2 separate regions of the Homo sapiens genome follow, and region 1 is linked to region 2. The links are chromatin contacts, found by Hi-C in ENCODE. All regions are on one chromosome and are shown on one strand. The core of a region is the stretch at or near the end of the contact, and the rest is flanking DNA. Distances in the headings are between cores, read along the strand shown. Region 1 overlaps AK7 (adenylate kinase 7). Region 2 has its middle 65 kb from the start of C14orf132.

Region 1 (2,704 bases), core at 119-2,618, 340 kb after region 2:
AGGCATGATAATAAAGCTCTCTGTGTTTTAATCCTTATGGCAAAAAGTAGCCTAAAGTAACCTGGTACTAACCTATCGGTTATCTTTCCTTTTTTTTTTTTTCCTTTTGAGATGGAGTCTCGCTCTGTCACCCAGGCTGGAGTGCGGTGCCACAACCTTGGCTCACTGCAACCTCCGCCTCCTGGGTTCAAGCGATTCTCCTGCCTCAGCCTCCCAAGTAGCTGGGACTACAGGCGCCGGCCACCACGCCTGGCTATTTTTTGTATTTTTAGTAGAGACAGGGTTTCACCATGTTGGTCAGGCTGGTCTCGAACTCCTGATCTCAGGTGATCCATCCGCCTCAGCCTTCCAAAGTGCTGGGATTACAGGCGTGAGCCACCACGCCCAGCCCCATTAGTTATCTTTATGTTGTTCTCCTTGTCCCTGCCTTACAAGGAAACTAACTTTGAAATGACCAATGTGCTTTTTGTTCTTTGTTTCTGCTTTCTGCAGCCCTTTCTGCCTATCAAACTACCCGCCTCTGCTCATTTCACTGACACACTTGTTCTATTTTATGGAATGAAATGTTGCCTGATTCTAGAATCACAAATAAAGTCCATTGAAATCTTTAACTAGATTTGTTATAATTTTGTCTTTTGACAGACCCTTTTAAGTAGCATTTTTTCCCCAGAGGTTTCTTTGAAGATTGTCAAATATTTAACAGAGGAAAAAGCAAAAAGCTGAAATGTTCTGAGAAATGGGTAGAAAATAGGCTAGGTGCAGTGGCTCATGCCTGTAATCCCAACACTGTGGGAGGCCAAGGTGGGAGGTTCGCCTGAGCCGAGGAGTTCGGGACCAGGCTGGACAACATAGTGAAACCCTGTCTCTACAAAAAATACAAAAATTAGTCGGGTTTGGTGGCTCATGCCTGCAGTCCCAGCTACCCGGGAGGTGGAGGCGGGAGGATCACTTGACCCTGGGAGTTTGAGGCTGCAGTGAACCGTGATAACACCACTGCCTGCCAGCCTGGGCAACAGAGCGAGACTCAAAATAAATAAATAAATGAGTGAATAAATAAATAAATATAGAAAAAAAGAAATGAATACAAAATAAATGTGAACTGCACATTTGGAAGCGTGCATTCGATTTATTTTCATTTTATTGAAAGGAAGCTAAGATGGAGGTAGAATTGACAAGCCATTGTGATAGACATCTATTCACTGTTGTTTCTCTCTGGAATTTAATTTTTGTTCCAATCCCTGCTCTGCTTCTCACTAGCTGTGTGAATTTAGGGAAGTTACTTACGGGGATAGGAGCAGCACCTACATGCTAGGGCTGTGAAAATTTAGTGGGATCACACCTGTGCCACCCTCAGCACAGAAGCAAGCGCTCGGAAACCTTGGCAACTGGGATAGGAAAGCAGGCTCAGGCACTGTTGCTGCGTGACTTCCTTAAAGAGCCACAGCTTGTCTAAATCTGTGTCTTACTTTGTAAAATACCTCCCTAAAGCATTGTTGTGAGGCTCACACGAGCCCCTAGATGGGGAGGGCTTCATAAACTGGGGTCCTGCTGGGGGCCGGTCCTGCTGGGGGCAGTTCCCCTTGTTGGGAGACAGGGCAGTATGCTAGAAAGAAGACAGGTCCAGAACCAGATGCATCTGACCTCAAAAGCTGGCTCTTCCACTTTCGCAATAGCTCTTCAGCCTGAGAAATGTCACCGAACCCTTTAGCATCTTCCTCATGTGGAGAATGCAGATAACCATCCCAACCCTGACCGTATTGAAAATGGAGATAACTTATCAAAGCACCAAACCCCACGCCCAGCCATGGGGGTGGTGGTCAGTGAATTCTAGTTTACTGCATCTCTTTCGCTTTTTCCCTTTGATGATTATTTTACCTGTGGGTCTGCAGAGTGATACAAAACGTCATAGATCACGTGCCAAAGCCTCACTACCTGGTTGCTGTGGATGAGTCTGTTCATACCCTGGAAGACATAGTCAAGGTACAGTGGTTTCATCCCATACTTTGATGACATATCGTAAATAGTTTTGCTGGCTGGGCGCGGTGGCTCATGCCTGTAATCCTAGCATTTTGGGAGTCCGAGGCGGGTGGATCACCTGAGGTCAGGAGCTCAAGACCAGCCTGACCAACATGATGAAACCCCATCTCTACTAAAATACAAAAATTAGCCGGGCATAATGGCGGGTGCCTGTAATCTCAGCTACTCGGGAGGCTGAGACAGGAGAATCGCTTGAACCCAGGAGACGGTGGTTGCAGTGAGCCAAGATTGTGCCACTGCACTCCAGCCTGGGCGGCTGAACAAGACTCCATCTCCAAAAAATAAAAAATAAAAAATTAAAATAAAAATAAATTAAAAAGTTTTGCCCCCAATCAGTTGTGCTAACAAAACTGGGACTCCTAAGAAGAATATCCGTAAAACCCAAACTCACTATCTGCATTTGCAGTATATACTTTGAGGTTACTACCAAAATAGCCTTTCTCTTTTATATGTACAGAGGGAAATAAGAAAGACTGCTGTAGGGCTCAGGTTAAGAAGATGGCGATCATTGCACCCCAGACACACACGCAGATGACACACCAGAATACGAAAATCCGCCAATAGGCACTTGCCCCAAAGTATTGATATGATCAGGTTCACCAACCTACTGGCCAATTCCAGGAGTTCTATTTTTAATATTATTTATTTGTTTATTTACTTATTTTTT
Region 2 (2,741 bases), core at 224-2,723:
AAGTTTTATTGGAAACACAGCTACACCCATGAGTTTAGTCCTTGTCCATAGCTGTTTAAGTACTGCAATAGGAGCTGAGTCGTTGCAACAGAGGCCATATAGCCAGCAAAGTAAAAAATAATTACTGTCTGGCCCTCTATAGAAAACGTTTGCCAACCTCACCAGAGAAGGTAATTCTGAGAATTAGCCCTTCCTAAAGACCAGGCAAGGTCACCTGGCTAGTCCAGCAGGAAAGTCTCACTTCTTCACCTTCCCTTTTGTCATCTTTGGGGGCAGCTGCCCCTACGGAGCTTAGGAGGAAGCAGTTCGGTACACAGCTGGCACAGAGAAGGCAGCCCCACAATCATTTGTCCTATCATCCCATCTTTACCCCAAGTAGGTCACTTATCATTAGCCCTTGGGTTAACAGAGACAGACGGAAGCAGCCTTGGAAGCCACATATGGCTGCACAGTGACAGGTTGTCACTACACAGAGGCATCTGGCCCAGGGGCATCCAGGGGCTGACGTGCAGATTGTGCCACTCACCAAGCTGTGTACCCAGTGTGGGCCACCTGTGCCCAGAGGACAAACACCTCCTCTTAGTTTTCATAAAAGAACCCATGAGGCATATGAGCTAATGTGGTTGCCCTCCAGGGGCTGGGCTGGATATCCATCCTGGCTCTGACCTTGGGCAAGAGACACACATTATCTGAGCCTCAGTTTCCTCATCAGTAAAATGGGAGCAAGAGTAGCACTGTGCTAGGCTGATGAAGGCCCTCCAAAGATACCCCTTGAACCCATGAATATGTTTCCTTAGATGGCAAAAGGGACTCTGAAGATGTGACTAAGTCAGGATCTTGAGATGGGAGACCATCCTGCATTATCCAGGTGGGCCCAATGTCATCACAAGGGTCCCCATGAGAGGGAGCAGGGGGTCAGAGTGAGCTCTCAGAATGTGACAAAGGAAGCCAGAGGTTGGAGTAACGCAAGGAAGGGGCCACAAGCCCGGGGGTGTAGGCTGCCTTTCCAAGCCAGAAAAGGCAAGGAAACAGATTTTCCCCTGGAGCCTCCAGAAAGACCCAGCCCCACCAACACCTTGACTTTAGCCTAGTGAGACTAATTTTGGACTTCTAGTATCAGAACTATAAGGTACTAAATTGATGTTGTTTTAAGCACTAAATTTGCAGTCATTGGTGACAGCAGATGTAGGAAACTCTACCACAAGCACCTCCCCTAGAGGATCACTGTAGGGATGAACTGAGATGAGGCCTCTAAGCATCCGGTCCCTGGGGCACAGCTTGGAGCTCAGTAAGTGGGAGCCACTGCCACTCGGTCAATACTGGGGCTTCCGAACCTCTGCCCCTATCCACCTCCTGCCTCTTTCCGGCCCCAGGAACCTCCTGGGGGAAACGAGGAGTGACCTCTGACCACGTGAGGAAGGGAAGGAGACCATATGGTGGAGATTACAGTCATTGCATCCTCGGCCCCTTCCAGACTTGCCCAACCACGGGAGGCAGGCCAGGTGGCCGTGAAGTCATTATTTACATGCCTCGGCTTGCGTCATTGGTTTCGAGTGCAGCCAGCGGTGAAAGCAAAAGTTCATCTCGGGCTGGTAGTGGGTGGCCAGCTGGCCAGATCATTCCCTGCAGTAATAAACCAGGCAGGGATGCAGTCACCCCGCCCACAGCCTTTCCCTGGGCTGCTTCAGCCCGCACCACATTCCGGGCCCAGCTACAGCTCGTCTCTCCTCTGGGAGGCTTCGCCCAGTGACCCAGCCCCAGGGTGACCAACTCATCCCTGTTTGCCCAGGACTTTCCTGGTTTTAGCACTGAAAGCCCCGTGTCCAGGGAAGCCCTTAGGTCCTGGGCAATCTGAGAGGGTTGGTCACCCTACTCAGCTGTCAGTGTGGAGAGAGCCTGCCCCATGGTACTTGATCCTGCTCCCCAGTACAGGACGGCCTTGTTCTCTTTAGATTCTGCCTGGTCTCAGGGCCCGCCCCATGCTGACCCCCCACCCAGCATCTTCTTCCTCTGGTTTGCCATGGCTCGCCCTGCCCTGGGGCCCGGACCAACCCACTTTGTTGGGGTCACTGCTCCTGTGTCTTTCTCATAGGCCTTCACTACCTTCCAGCTACATATTTGTCCCCAACTAGATCGTAAGCTCCAGGAGGGCAGGGACCCTTCTACTTGACTCAGGTCCCTGAAATCCTCAGTGCCTGCCACACTGCCTGGCTTATCACTGCACCTCAAAATATCATGTTTGGAGGATGGAGGGGAGGAAGGAAGAAAGAAAGAAAGGCAGGAGGAGAATCCCCAAGTCACCTGTGTCCTTCGGACTCCTAGCCCACAATGTGACTGATGTTACAGAAAATGCGCTCCAGGCAGAAGACAGGCTGCTTGGCATTTAGCTGTGCGGTGAGGAATGGCCTGATCTGGCTGGTAGGTGAGTCTAATGGGCTGGAGAGCAACGAGCAGCGGGGACGCACCGGGAGCTCCTGGGACTTCAGGCTCCCGTTTTTCAGATCTCTTAGACAGAGCCTTGCCCCAGAAACCGTCTGTACTGAGACTTCACACAAGGCCCCATCTGTGTGTGGATATAAACCAGAGCAGCTGAGAAACCCGCCCTCCCCTCTGAGACCTGGGCAAGGCTCTGGAGCACAGAGGAGGAGGCTGGAGCGCATGCACTTTGATCCTCCAAAAGGGAGCTGCCCCCACCTCAGACACCCCTCCCCCAAATTACTGAAGCCTATCCCCCCGCCCCC

What was found. A loop is a pair of places that touch in the nucleus more often than their neighbours do.
Region 1: a loop to region 2 is called in a map of K562, with 2.5 times the contacts of the local background. The contact joins two enhancer-like sites. A Hi-C loop is called at or near these places in 3 of 168 maps with a recorded cell type or tissue (K562, ovary and transverse colon).

What each region holds. Positions count from the first base shown.
Region 1 is chr14:96,444,628-96,447,331 of GRCh38, forward strand. AK7 (adenylate kinase 7) reads left to right here. Exons shown (of 18, transcript NM_152327.5): 8 at 1,890-1,980. Among named protein-coding and RNA genes, the nearest start is that of AK7, 54 kb to the left of the region's middle. Within about 2 kb of position 1,369, at least 2 of the 41 ENCODE cell types and tissues checked have a DNase peak (open chromatin) inside an H3K27ac peak, as active enhancers do.
Region 2 is chr14:96,103,283-96,106,023 of GRCh38, forward strand. No RefSeq gene overlaps it. Among named protein-coding and RNA genes, the nearest start is that of C14orf132, 65 kb to the left of the region's middle. Within about 2 kb of position 1,474, at least 10 of the 41 ENCODE cell types and tissues checked have a DNase peak (open chromatin) inside an H3K27ac peak, as active enhancers do.